Linked DNA regions of Homo sapiens: all the other regions are linked to region 3. Evidence: read pairs that join two places in POLR2A ChIA-PET (ENCODE). Cell type or tissue: PC-9. All regions are shown on one strand.

What was found. Peaks named below come from ENCODE experiments on the same cell type or tissue, not always from the same donor. Only the 100,000 strongest peaks of a DNase experiment are listed, where the experiment ranks them.
Region 1: POLR2A ChIA-PET joins it to region 3 with 10 read pairs; 1 of 35 experiments calls an interaction of 5 or more read pairs at or near these places.
Region 2: POLR2A ChIA-PET joins it to region 3 with 6 read pairs; 1 of 35 experiments calls an interaction of 5 or more read pairs at or near these places.

What each region holds. Positions count from the first base shown.
Region 1 is chr20:1,298,674-1,303,673 of GRCh38, reverse strand. SNPH (syntaphilin) reads right to left here. Exons shown (of 7, transcript NM_001318234.2): 6 at 2,963-3,112. Among named protein-coding and RNA genes, the nearest start is that of SDCBP2-AS1, 24 kb to the left of the region's middle. In PC-9, a CTCF peak has its summit at 3,933; a DNase peak (open chromatin) is centred at 2,503; H3K27ac peaks cover 280 bases.
Region 2 is chr20:1,484,890-1,489,889 of GRCh38, reverse strand. The region is part of intron 1 of SIRPB2 (signal regulatory protein beta 2); the gene reads left to right. Among named protein-coding and RNA genes, the nearest start is that of SIRPB2, 4.0 kb to the left of the region's middle. In PC-9, no CTCF peak of the experiment used is centred here; no DNase peak of the experiment used is centred here; H3K4me3 peaks cover 885 bases; H3K27ac peaks cover 2,398 bases.
Region 3 is chr20:1,755,002-1,760,001 of GRCh38, reverse strand. It overlaps the pseudogene CKAP2LP1. Among named protein-coding and RNA genes, the nearest start is that of SIRPG, 100 kb to the right of the region's middle. In PC-9, no CTCF peak of the experiment used is centred here; a DNase peak (open chromatin) is centred at 2,821; H3K4me3 peaks cover 376 bases; H3K27ac peaks cover 4,202 bases.

The DNA of each region.
Region 1 (5,000 bases), 460 kb after region 3:
CTGGGGGCTGAGGGGATGCAGTGGCCATAAAGGTCAGCAATGGTGTCACCTAGAAGGGGCCCATCCACCCATCAGGACACAGCTGGAGCTGCTTAGAGTGCCAATAACAGACAAGGCAACAGGTACTGAGGGGCAGGAGATACTTGGCCTTCACCCTTCCTGCCTCCAGGTGGGGGGCCCACTCTAGGTAACCCTTTTGGCCTCTCACCCTGCTCCTCACTCACACCTCACCCTGGGAGAAAGAGTGAGTTTGAAAGAAGGAACTGGGCATGATCTGCTCAGCCAGTCTCTGCCTCTCTCTCCTTGGGGCCCAGCCAAACCCCAGGGAGCCATGGCTTCGAGCCCTGTCCACGCCTCAGTGGGCATCACATCTGAAGTGCGTCTTGAAGGGTAAGTCTGCCCAGGGAGCAAGATAGAAGGCAGGGCATCTCAAGTAGTGGGGACACAGATACGAAAGCACAGAGGTGCAAAAGCCATGGTGTCTTTGAGGAACAGAAGGTGGGCCACTGCAGGAAGCACAGGCATGAAACTCCATATGGAGAGAGTGTGGGGAGAGTGACAGTATTTCATGTAAAGACCTGCAATGGGTTCCTGTGGGAGTAACAGGCAGACAGTGACCAGGGAGTCAAGGTGTTAGCACACCTACACCAGGGCATCCTGCCCAAACCACACAGGGCAGATGGTCTGCTCTAAGCCATGGGGCTGGCCCTAGAAATGAAGCTGGGAGATGGGCCATCTGCTCCCTGAGGCATTAGTGCAAAAGGCCACGCAGATCCTGGGCATCATTGGGAAGATGAGGGAAAATAAAAATAGAAATCCTCCCTCTGCCGACAATGAAGCTCGCTGAATGCTACCCGTAACCGCCTGTAGTTTAAAACCACAACAAATCCAAACCGGATTGGCTGCTTGGCAGAGCTGTGGTCAAGAACGATGTGGTCATGCATACAGCGTGATCCCATTTATATGAAATGTCCAGAATAGACAAATCCATAGAGACAGAAAAATCAGTGGTTGCCAGGGACTATGGTGGTTGGAGAGAAACTGGCGGTGATTGCTAATGGGAATGGGGTTTATTTTGAGGTGATAGAAATATTGATGAAATTAGAAATTGGCGGTGATTGCTAATGGGAATGGGGTTTATTTTGAGGTGATAGAAATATTGATGAAATTAGAAATTGGCGGTGATTGCTAATGGGAATGGGGTTTATTTTGAGGTGATAGAAATATTGATGAAATTAGAAATTGGCGGTGATTGCTAATGGGAATGGGGTTTATTTTGAGGTGATAGAAATATTGATGAAATTAGAAACTGGCGGTGATTGCTAATGGGAATGGGGTTTATTTTGAGGTGATAGAAATATTGATGAAATTAGAAATTGGCGGTGATTGCTAATGGGAATGGGGTTTATTTTGAGGTGATAGAAATATTGATGAAATTAGAAACTGGCGGTGATTGCTAATGGGAATGGGGTTTATTTTGAGGTGATAGAAATATTGATGAAATTAGAAACTGGCGGTGATTGCTAATGGGAATGGGGTTTATTTTGAGGTGATAGAAATATTGATGAAATTAGAAATTGGCGGTGATTGCTAATGGGAATGGGGTTTATTTTGAGGTGATAGAAATATTGATGAAATTAGAAATTGGCGGTGATTGCTAATGGGAATGGGGTTTATTTTGAGGTGATAGAAATATTGATGAAATTAGAAATTGGCGGTGATTGCTAATGGGAATGGGGTTTATTTTGAGGTGATAGAAATATTGATGAAATTAGAAATTGGCGGTGATTGCTAATGGGAATGGGGTTTATTTTGAGGTGATAGAAATATTGATGAAATTAGAAATTGGCGGTGATTGCTAATGGGAATGGGGTTTATTTTGAGGTGATAGAAATATTGATGAAATTAGAAATTGGCGGTGATTGCTAATGGGAATGGGGTTTATTTTGAGGTGATAGAAATATTGATGAAATTAGAAATTGGCGGTGATTGCTAATGGGAATGGGGTTTATTTTGAGGTGATAGAAATATTTATGAAATTAGATAGTGGTAATGGTTGCAAAATTCTGTGACTAAACTAACAATCATCTAATTGTACACTTTTGATAGGTGAATTATATGGTATGTAAGTTACATTGCAATAAAGCTGCTGTATTAAAAAAAAAAAAGAAAGAAAAGAAAAAAGGAGCGATCATCGTGCCTGCTCTGAGCTCCAGCCCCACACAGCACCTTGGCCAGCTCACAATAGGCTGCATGTTTGCATAGACACAGTCCCGAGAAGGATAGTTAAGACAATGGGAGATCGACGCCCTGAAGTGTAGATCACAAAGATGAAGCCACTGGGCTTGGAGGGTAGAAGCTGGGAGGGTTGGGATTAAGCACTTGAGAATGAGCTCAGACGGCCTGCGGGGGCTCCTGGGAGACACCTGGGCTGGGGAGGAGCTCAGCAAAAGGCTTCTCATCATCATCCTCCACAGCAGGAAGTAGATGGCTTCTGGGGCCTGAAGTCGAGGTTGGCCACAAGCCCTCTGGTGACTCACTCAGGAGGAAGCGAGGAAGGATAAAGAGTTGTTTCTCCCCCAAAAGAGGCAAGTAAGTCAGAAAGAAGCCCTGTGCTCCAACTCCTGGAAGATGGGAGCCAGAGGAAAAGAAGCAGCCAAAGGAGCTGCCAGGCTGAAGCTGGGAAAGGACAGCACAGGCAGGAGGCCCCACAGGACAGGCCCTCATGGGAAACTGCTCCCGCCTGGCCCCCAACAGCCTCGTGGAGCAGTCAAGGTGAGTAGCTGCTGGGGATGAGGGTCTGCAAGTGGGCTCAAATGAGGCTTTGCTGGGAAGGAGAGAGCAGACGGATGCTGGGAGACCCCCAGCCACTCCTCCCTCCAAGAGGCACCCCAGAGCCCTGGTTTCCCTGAGTGTGGAGCTGGTGGGGTACCCCCAGGGCTGCTCGTGGCCACCCGCTCACCGGTCCTGGAGCCGGTCCTGTGTGTCCTTCAGCCGGGCTTTCAGGTGCCGGATGCACACCTCCTTCTGCTGCAGGGGGGTCAGGTACTGCTCCGGGGTCGGGGGCTTGATGCCATGGTTGTCACTGCACAGCGTGTATTTCATGGAGCGCCTGCAAGGGGACGCCCATCATCAGGGAGGGAGGAAGAGGTCAGGCAAGGCACAGGTGCTTTACCTCTGGGGAGCAAGGGGACACCAGCCTCACCATCCCTGGCCACCAGATGCTCCAAGCCAGGCCTCCCACACAAGGCAGGAGAACCCCCAGCCTTCTGGAAGGTGGGTTTTAGTAGAGTTCCTCTAAGTGAAGACCATCATGTCAGGAAGCGGGCTTCAGGGCTCCTCTAGTTAGGGCTGGGTGGGGAGATATATCCCAGAGCATATGTGTAAACCTGGAACCAGGCCAAGCACTTGACCAACGCCATCAATCCTTATAGCAGCCCTGAAGTAGGGACTGTCTTCATCTTTTAGAGGGGCCGCTGGCCTCAGAGAGGTTAGCTCTTGCCCCGAGCCCCTCAGACAATCCCGGTAGTGTGCCCCAGAACCCAGGTACCTCGTCTTCCAACCTGGAGAATGAGTTTGAAGGCTGGAAACTGAGGTGTAAGTGGCAGATGCTGGGTCTGCATGGCAGACAAGGACTCACCCCCACACAGCAGGATACATCTCCCAGGTGGAGGCAGAAGCTCTCCTCTCTAGAGCTGAGACCCCTCACAGCCTGGGGACAGGGAGGGCAGACACGCGCAGGCACAGCTGTCTCCATATACGCCCTGGCACTCTCACTCCTCACCCCCACTGCGTACACGTGGGTGAGCACTACATGCACGCACACTTCCTGGGATGTCAATTCCCAGTCCATTCACACCTGCATGCCCACATACATGGAGACACACTTGTGCCTCGCAGGTACTCACACATACTAGGGCACCAGCCCAGGCACATGTTCACACTTTCACCTCCGGGGGCACATGGGAGCACACACGTGAACACCTGCCGGCTCTGGGCAGGGACCTGTCCACTGCAGTACTCTGGGGTGGCAGCAGGCTGGAAGTGCACTGCTCCCAGCACAGGGCGGCACTGACATGGTGCCCTACCAGGGCAAAGGAGAAGGAATTTCCACCCAGAGGGCAGTCAGGTGCCAGTGGAGGAGGGAGGGCCAGGCTTTCACGGGGAAGGAGAATGCCCCAATTCCACAACAGACTATGGCCCAGCCAGCTCTATTCTCAGTGTCCTGGCTGCTGGTTGTTTTGCTCAAACAGAAACCTTGGATCTTGGCTTAAAACCTGGGCATGTATCTCGCGACTAGAGACTCAGGCCTTGTTGCCATCCAACTCTGCTCCTTGAGGGGAGAGTGACTGGCAGGTCTAGGGAGGGGCAATGTCCCTTTATGAGCCTGGAAAAGGCAGGCCCTGGTGAGGCCCATTTGCTGAAGCAGCCGAGCTGGAGGCAATTTTAAAAGTTCCATGGAAGCTGTATGGTGTTTACCGAGGAAAAAGTACTTGTAAGTCGTAAACTGTCAAAGAGAAAGTGGTGATAGAAGTGGAATGAGAAGTGGTTTTCTTCTATGTACTCACGTCATGGCCCCTAGGTCAACTCAAGCCAAGTCACGCAGGTCTCCTCTCTGCTTGGCAAGGGGCGGAGGAGTCACCCCTTGGCAAGGGGTGGTAGGAGTGGGGGACCCAAGGTTAGCTAAACTAGTAAGGATTGAGGATTAGAGAGGAAGTAACTATTTTACATTCTTTTCATTTTGCTTTCATGAATATTTTCCCCGATATAAAATTTAACACGTGTACATTTTTAGTCACTAGCTCTTTGTAAAAAAAAAAATATGTATACACACACACACACACACACACACACACACACACACACACAAATTAGAAAAAAAATACGCTGTGACGCATGTTTCTCAGCTGTTCCTGCCTTGGAAAGCCTGGCTATTTGCAGAGGGGACCTAACTGTGGCCCCACTGCTCACCCAGGGGCAGCAACCCTTGTTGTGGGGAA
Region 2 (5,000 bases), 270 kb after region 3:
TTTTTGAACAAGGGACCTGCATTCCCGTTTTGCACTTGGCCTCACAAATTACGTAGCTGGCCCAGGATTGAGCCTCACCACTTCTCTATTTAATACTCACAGCAGCCCCGAGAAAAATATGAGTGCCCCTATTTTGCAGTAGAGGAGACTGGGGCTAACACATTTTCTATAAGGCTTTTAAAGGGAGCCCCATACAGGAACCATGAAAGGCAGAGGATGCAGATGGAAAATAGATGAGAAGGTCCAGCTCCACTGACAAGGCAGAGGCAAACCTCCTAGGACACCTCCTAAAGCCCAAGTGACAACACAGAAGGGGACTCAGAAGGGGAGAGGGAGGGAAGGGGTGTGGGCACCAGGACTGAGTCCAGGCTCCAGCTTCTTCCCTGGTGTTCACTTCCCCAGACTCACCCCTAGCTGAGATAAGACTTTCTGAGTGCTTCCTTCTTCCTCTCCTCCATTGCTTCTTTCTCCTCACACACGCAGGCTTCATCTTTACAAATAATTTATTTTTAACAGCTCTATTGAAGTGTAAGTGACATATATTAAACCGTACATATGTAAAGTACACAATTTGATAAGTTTTTTTTGTGAGTGCTGGGTGTATTTCACACTTGTGAAATCATCACCAAAATCAGCATCATGAACATATCCAGCGCCCAAAAGTTTCCTTGTGATTCGTCCTTGCCACTCCTCCTTGTCTCCAAAACAACCACGGATCTGTATTCTGTCACTATAGTTTGCATTTTCTAGAATTGTATATAATAAGGATCACACAGTTATACTCCTTTTTGGCTGGCTTCTTTTACTCCGCATAATTATTTTGAGATTCATTCATGTTGTTGCATATGTCAATAGTTCATTTCTTCTCATGTCTATCCATTGTATGGATAAACCCTTTCCCATTCACCTGTAGACAGACATTTGGGTTGTTTGCAGTTTAGGGCTATTATAAATAAAGCATCTATGAATATTCATGTACAAGTCTTTGTGTGGATATATACTTTCATTTCTCTTAGGGAAATATCTGAGAATAAAATGGATCATATGGTTGCCATACGTTTAACTTTTTCAGACACTGCCAAAGTGTTTTTCAAAGGAGTTGTACCATTTTACATTCTCATCAGCAATGTAGGAGGATGGCAGTTCCTACACCTCCTCACCAACACTTATTATGGTCAATCTTTTTAATTTTAGTCATTCTAATGGGTACATAGTAATATCTTACTGTGATTTTTTTTTTTTGAGACAGGGTCTCACTCTGTTGCCCAGGCTGGAGTGCAATGGCTTGATCTCAGCTCACTGCAACCTCCATCTCCCTGGCTCAAGCGATCCTCCCACCTTAGCCTACCAAATAACTGTGACTACAAGCGCACATCACTACACCCAGCTAATTTTTGTGGTTGTCTGGTTGGTTGGTTAGTTTTTTTGTTTTGGTAGAGACAAAATTTCACCATATTGCCCAGGCTGGTCTTGAACTCCTGGGATCCAGTGATCCGCCTGCCTCAGCCTCCCGAAGTCCTAGGATTACCAACCTCTCACTGTGATTTTAACTCCCTAATATGTAATGATGCTGAACATTTTTTACATCATGCATCCTTTTTGGTGAAGTGTCTATTCGACTCTCATTTTTTAAGTGTGTTTCTTATTATTGAGTTTTGAGAGTTCGTTATATATTATGGATACAAATATTTTGCCAGATATATGCTTTGCAAAGATTTTTCTCCTACTCTGTGACTTGTCTTTTTATTCTTTTACAAGTGTTTTCCGAACAGCAGGAGTTCTTAATTTTTATGAAGTCCAATTCATCAATTTGTCTTTAATGGATCATGATTTTGGTGTTACATCTAAGAAATCTTTGCCTAACCCAAAGTTACAAAGTTTTTTTCCATGTTTGCAGCTAGAAGTTGTATCGTTTAACATTTTATGTTTAGTTATATGATCTATTTTGAGTTAATTTTTATATAGTTTGAGATATAAACCAAAGTTCATTTGTTTGCACATGTATTTCCAATGGTTCTTGCACCATTGTTGAAAAAACTCCCCATTCTCCATTGAATTGTCTTTGCACCTTTGTCAAATATCAAATAATTATAGTTAGGAGCCATGGCATGCACCTGTACTCCTAGCTACTCAGGAGGATTGCTTGAGACTAGCAGTTTGAGGCTGCAGTGTGCTATGACGATCACACCCAAAATAGCACTGCACTCCAGCCTGGAAAACATAGCGAGACCTCATCTCTTTTTAAAAAATCAGTTGCCTCTATTTGCATGGACTATTTCTAGACTCTCTATTCAGTTCCACTGATATGTTTATCTATCTTTGTGCAATACCACATTGTCTTGATTACTGTAACATTATCTAAGTCTTGAAAGCAGGTGGTATTAGTTTTCTAACTTTATTCTTTTTCAAATGGTTTTGGCTATTCTATAAATTTTAGATTTAGTTTATCAATGCTAAAGTGAAGCCTGCTAGGATTTGAATGGGAATGGCATTGAGTTTATATATCAACTTGAGAAGAATTGACATCTAAGCAATATTGAATCTTCCAACATATGAACAGTGTGTACCTCTCTATTTATTTAGGCTTGATTTTTTTTATCTTAGCAATGGCTTATACATTTTCAGTTTGCAGTTCCTTTACATTTTTGGCTAAATATTTTCTATTTTTATAACATTGATGACTGGAAATTTTAAAATTCCAATTTCAAGTGGTTTATTGCTAGTGTATAGTAATACATATAATTTTGTACATTGATCTTTTATCGTCCACCTTGCTAAGCTCATTTATTAGGTCTAGTAGCCTTTTTAAGAAATTTTCATTTAAATTTTAATTATGTCATATGCACATAAAGACAGTTTTCTTTTTTCTTTCAAATCTGGATGTCTTTTATTTCCTACTACCTTTTTCACAGTTAGTACCTATCCTACAAAATTGAATAGAAATAGTAAAAACAGGCATCTTTGTCTAGTTCCTGATCTGCAGGGAAAACATTGATTTTTGCACCACTAAGCTTGATAGAGTTGTTGTAGGGTTTTCACAGGTGCCCCTTATCAACTTGAAAAACCTTCCTTGTCTTCCCAGTTTGCTGAGAGTTATTATTAGGAATGCATGTTCAAGTTTGAAAACTGCTTTTTCTGCATTCTGTTGAGATGATTATATGAGTGCATGTATATGCGTGTGTGTGTGTGTTAGTTTAGTAATATGGTAAATTACATTGATTGATTTTTGAATGTTAAACCAACTTTATATTCCAGGGATAAGCTCAATTTGATTATAATGTATTATACTTTCTAAATATTGCTGATTGCTGAATTCGGTTTACTAAAATTTTGTGTAAAATTTTTTATCTATGTTCATGAGAGATATTGATTTTCCTTTCTCGAAAGGAAAAGGCTTCGGTTTCAAGATAACACTGGGACTCATAGAATAATTAGAAAAGTATGCTCCTTTTTTCAATTTTCTAAAAGTATTTGTATAAAATTGGTATTATCTCTTTCTTAAAGATATGGAAAATTTGGCTGGGCATGGTGACTCATGCCTGCAATCCCAGCAGTTTTGGAGGCTGAGGCAGGCGAATCACTTGAGGCCAGGAGTTCAAGACCAGCCTGGCTAACATGGCGAAACCCTGCCTCTACCAAAAATATAAAAATTAGCCGGGCATGGTGGTGCATGCCTGTAATCTCAGCTACTCAGGAGGCTGAGGCAGGAGAATCGCTTGAACCTGGGAGGCAGAGGTTGGAGTGAGCTGAGATCACGCCACCATATTCCAGCCTGGGTGACAGAGTGAGGCCCTGTCTCAAAAAAAAAAAAAAGAAAAGAAAAGAAAAGAAAAAGATATGGAAAATTCACAAATGAAACTTTCTTGGATTGGACCTTTATTTCTGGGAAGATTTTTAATAACAGATTGAACTTTTTAATAGATAATAGGGCTAACCAGGTTGTCTTTTTCTTCTTGAGAAAGCTTTGGCAGTGTATCTTTTTCAAGGAATTTGTTCATGTTACCTAATTTGTCAAATATGTATGACTTGAAGTTTTCCATAATATTCTTTTATTATTCTATTAATAAGAGTAAAATCTGTAGTAGTATCACCAATCTTATTCCTTATTTTAATAATTTAGGTTCTTTCTGTGTGTGTCCCCTCTGTTCAATCTGACTAGAGATTTATCAGTTTTAGTGATCTTCTCAAAGATTTTCTTCTTCTCATTGATTTTTTCTGTGTGTGTGTGTGTGTGTGGTGTGTGTGTGTGTGTGTGTGTTCTACTGTATTAAGTTTCATTTCCAGCTTGATGATTTCCTTTCTTTCACTACTTTGAGTTTAGTTTATTGGCCTTTTTTTCTAGTTTCTTAAGGTGGAAAGTGGGTAATTTATTTGAGTCCTTTCTTCTTTCCAAATATAGGCATTTAATACTACAAACTTCCCCTTGCTTTAACAGAATCCCGCAAATTTTTATATTATGTTTTCATTTTCCTTCAGTTCAAAATATTTTCCAATTTTTCTTTTTTAATCGATACATAACATTTGTACATATTTATGGGGTTCATGTAATACTTTGTTCCATGCATAGGATGTGTAATAAATGAGTCAAAGTATTTAGGATATCCATCACCTCATGTATTTTTCATTTATCTGTGTTAGGAACATTTTAAGTCCTCTCTTCAAGCTATTTTGAAATCTACAATACATTGTTGTTAACTACAGTTACCATACTCTGATATCAAATGGCAGGATCTTATTCCTTCTATCTAACTGTATGTTTGTACCCATTAACAAATCTCTCTCATGCCCCTCTCCCTACACTCACTTTTCCCCACGTCTGGTATCATTCTACCCTCTGCTTTCATGAGATCAATTTTTTTAGCTTCCACGTATGAGTGAAAACATGTGATGTTTGTCTTTCTGTGCCTGGCTTATTTCACTTAACATAATGAACTCCATCTTCATTCATGTTGCTACGAATGACAGAATTTCATTTGTTTTTATAGCCAAATAGTATTCCA
Region 3 (5,000 bases):
CCAGGTTATCTGGCCACTGGACTCCAAGACTTACACCAGTGCTATGAGATTACCCAGTCCCAATCTCTACCTCTGTAGAGTCTGAGGCCTTCAGCCTCTGACTGACAGATACGCCAACATCTCCCCTGGTTCTCAGGCCTTCAAATGCAGAACGAGCCACTCCACCAGCTTCTCTGGTTCTCCAGCTTGCAGACAGCATATCGCGGGACTTCTCGGCCTCCATGATCACGTGAGTCAATTCCCATAGTAAATCCCATCTCATCCATCTATTGATATATGTATCCTATTGGTTCTGTTTGTCTGGAGAATGCTGACTAACACATTCCTCTTTATTTGAATCTTCTTTGATTTCTTTCATCAGTGTTTGCAGTTTTCAGCATACAAGTCTTATATATGTTTTGTTAAATTTATAGCTATTTCATTTTTGAGCAAATTAAATGGTATTATATTTTAAATTTTGGTTTTCATGGGTTTATTGCTAGTATATAGAATTAAAGGTAACTTGGCCAGGCATGGTGACTTACGCCTGTAATCCAAGCATGTTGGGAGGCCGAGGCAGGTGGATCACCTGAGGTCAGGAGATTGAGACCAGCCTGGCCAACATGGTGAAATCCTGTCTCTGCTAAAAATACAAAAATTGGCTGGGCATGGTGGCGGACACCTGTAGTCCCAGCTACTTGGGAGGCTGAGGCTGGAGAATCACTTGAACTCTGGAGTCGGAGGTTGTGGTGAGCCAAGATCATGCCACTGCACTCCAGCCTGGGCGACAGAGTGAAACTATGTCTAAAAAAAAAGAATTAAAGTTAACTTTTTGCATGTTGATCACGTAGTCTGTCACCATTCTGAACTCACTTATCAGTTCTAAGAGTCTCTTCTGTAGATTCTGTAGAATTTCCTACAAAGGCTATTATGTCATCTACAAATAGAGATAGTTTTATTTCTTTCTTTCTGATATGTATGCCTTTTATTTCCTTTTCTAGCCTTATTGCCCTGGCTAGGACTTCCAGTACTATACTCAATAAAAGTGGTGAGAGAGGAAGAAACACTGTGACTGAGAAGTCATGGTGAGGCCAGGGCCTGTCACCACCACTGCTGCCACCGAACAACAGAGAAAGCTCCAGGAGTACCTAGAAGTCGAAAGGAACTTCAAGTGCCAAACACTGAGCTTTATCTAAAAGCCAAAAATAATTGCCCAAATCTATCCAAGAGAATGTTATCAATCATGCTGTTTTGCCTGTTAAAGCATAAGGCCCATCAGCATTAAACTCCAGGCCAGACAAGCCAATATTACAAGGTCCCAGAAGCCAAAGTTGAAGCCACTAAAACTGGGCAAAAGGCTGAATATGTTCCTTCTAACCAAACTGTAAGCCTCCAGCAGTAGCTTACAGCAGCACAAAGCTGGATCATTCACCATGGAAAAGCTGTCAAGAAAACCCATGGGGTCACTTAATGCACAGGATTTGAAGACTACAAAGCAGCAGTTAACATATCAAGGAATGTTAAGTGTACAGACTCCATAGGAAATGCCCGCATTGAAAATTAATCTTTGGTTAGCTTTCTAAAAGAGATTAATGAAGAGAATTTGCCTCAAACCTTGTCAGACCCTGAGAGGAAGCCAGACTCTCAATTATGTACTATAAAGAAGTTAAAGAATAACTCTCATAATTGAACCAAGAGCAATTTGGTTCCTCAACAAGCCTTGGGCAGATATTCAGTGACTAGTGCTGCCCTGAAAGACAGAGTTCATAAACAATTTGTTGGAGAAACACAAGTCAAGCTTCTATCAGTAAAGTCATAGCAACTCTCTCAAGAAGATCTTCCAAGACTGGGAGAAAAGCCCCCAAGACAGTTCCCTCTCTCTTTGTTCAGACCCTTAGTAGGACTCAAGCATCAAAAATAAAAAATTAATGGTGGAGGGTACAAAGGTTAATAGGGTTAATTATTAAAGAGCATGTATAAGTTAGTGAATAGGAAGTAAAACATACCAAAACCAGGACATACTCCAGTTTGTTTCAGGGAGGATATAGTAACAGACATTTAAACATTAAGCAAGATCAGCAGTCCATTCAACCTTGTTTTGGGCCTTGGTCGTGTGCACTGCAAAAATCAAAAGCTATAAGCCAGAGGCTAGTTTGACAGTTGGCAGCTTAAATTCAGTCATTCCCAGCACCCACGGCGTAAGAGCAAATGGAACTAATGGGGACAAATGCCACAACAGCTTACAACATAGAGCACAGGCATTGGTCTCCAAGCTGAAAAAGGCTCTTCTGTTTTCTAAACAAGAGAGCTCCCAAAACTCAAGCTGGTAACACAATCATGAAGGAAAAGGAGTGTCAAAAGGGACCCAAATGAATCCAAATACCGAAAAGAAGACAATAGCAGAGGATCAAAGGAAACAACTGGAAGAATGACAGAAATCTAAGGGGAAAATCTATAAGTGGCCTCCTATGACACGTAAAACAGAAAGAAAAATAATAGAGAAAATAAATATTCTGGAAGACCGTTGAAAAAAAAGAGGAAGAAAAGAAAGCACAGCTTCAACTGCTCCATAAAACTAACAACACTCTGACAGAATGTCTGCAGCTCATTGAAAGGGGTGTGGTTTTTAAGGAAATATTTGCCATATTGTCTAGTATTCCTGAGGCTGAAGAACTGCTAAATTCTGGTTCTACAAAGCAAAGTTGTTAGCCAAGAAAGGCACCTATGATGCTACTGGGCTATATGAAAAGGCCATTAAAAATGAGGCAATACCAACACAAGTGTTACAGGAAGTTGTTCTTAACATTTTGCAAGACCCAAACAAAACCATGGAAGGAATCACCTCTGACTTTTTAGTTGCTAAAACTGACATGACATCAGCAGAAGAGCTGGCCAAGAGGATGGAATCTGGAAAGTCTTGTTCTTCTCAAAAAAAAAAAACCAAACAAACAAACAAAAAGGAACAGGTACAGCAACACCCCAAATAATGAAGGCATAACAGGATAATCATCCTGATATCAAATTGCAGATCGCTCCAGCCCTGGAATAAATGGAGTGGCAGAATTGCAAGACGTGAAACTTATCACTCCTGTACGGGGTTCAGTGGAGATCAAACAAGCAGTATCCCACTACCTGGAAAGGCTGCAGGAATGCAATTTAGTAGTGACTTCTCTTGACAAGCTATTAGGTGTGAAAGAAACACAGCATTTTATATTTTATAAAAATGAGATTTTGCCTGTAACGTTAGGATTTCAAATCCTTGAATCATAAGTTTTTTAAAAAAGGTGTTTTAGAGGGCTGGGCATGGTGACTTACACCTGTAATCCCAGCACTTTGGGAGGCCGAGGCAGGCGGATCACGAGGTCAGGAGATCGATACCATCCTGGCTAACACAGTAAAACCCCATCTCTACTAAAAATACAAAAAAAATTAGCTGGGCATGGTGGCGGGCACCTGTAGTCCCAGCTACTCGGGAGGCTGAGGCAGGAGAATGGTGTGAACTCGGGAGGCGGAGCTTACAGTGAGCCGAGATGGTGCCACTGCACTCCAGCCTGGGCAACACAGTGAGACTCCGTCTCAAAAAAAAAAAAAAAAGGTGTTTTAGACCCTCTGAGGTAAGAAATGCTCTTGTTCAAGTGACCTAGAAAATAACGTATAATAGAGAGGCATAATGGATGCAGAAGATTATGTATGGCCTCTCAGGATTTCAAGTAATTTGCTTGGCTTACTCAGATTTTCTATACCCACAGGAAAGTCTTTGGTGTATGTAGGTTGACAGAGTTTTATGGTATACATATATTTCAAACTATTAAGAATTAATTTGTCCTGTAAGTATGGTAAAAATTTGTACTTTATTGATGTACTTTAACCCCAACATAGTTCTTTTTTATATTAGAAGGTTGGTGCCACAGTATGATGGTCTTTCCTTTCTGCGTCCACCTTAGCGGGGAGGGCAAGTCCTTTCACGGTGGAAGATCTGAGCTTTCACGCTGGCTTGCCAGGCTAGATGGGACATAACAGACCACCTGGTTCAAATCTCCTCACTTGCAGATGAATTTATACTAGGTTTGTCTTTGCTCAGAGCCTACAAATGATATTCATGTATGATCTTTGATTTCTGTTGCAGTAACCCTGTAGATGAAGGGGAATCCTTTCTGTGCCAGGTCTCCTGGAATGAAATGCAATCTTGAATTGGGGTGGTCATCTGGCTCTTTTGGTTTATATTCAACCCTAATTTTGCATTTATTATTCAGAAATACTCAAAGTAAAAACAAAAGGGGCAAGAGAGAGGGGCGAGGAGGAGAGAGAGGGGTGAGGACACTGCTTCTTCATTTCAGTGCTTTGATCTGCCAGGGGACAACAGGCCTGAGCAGGCAATGCAAGCCCCAGAGACTGTTATTAGTTCTTTTACTTTCTTTCTGAGAAACTGCTCTAGGAAAGGTAAAATCAGAGTCATGATGGTAACATAATACATAGAAAACCCTGGTCAAGATATTTTAAATTTTTACTTTGTAAATATTTAAGTGTTATCCTTTAAACAATCATTAATATTTTGTTTATTCCTGCTTTTAAAAAAAGAGTGATGAGAGAAAACATTCTTGTTTCTACCCCTATCTAGGGAGAAAGGCTTCAATCTTTCATCATTAAGCATGTTAGCTGTAGCATTTTGTTTTTGTAGATGTCCTTTTTAAAAAAAAATTTTAGTTGACACATAATAATTATACGTATTTAAGGTGCACAGAGTGATATTTTGAAACAGGCATATGAAGTATAATGATCAAATCAGGGTAATTAGGATATCCAGCACTTCAAACATTTATCATTTCTTTGTTTTGGGAACATTCAAAATTCTTTCTTCTAGCTTTTTGAAAAATGCAGTAACTTATAGTTTACCATATGCACCCTACAGTGCTGTGGAACATCAGAACTCATTTTTCATATCTAGCTGAAATTTGTAACCATTCACCAACTTCTCCGTATCTTCCCTACCCTCCTACCCTTCCCAGCCTCTGATAACCGTA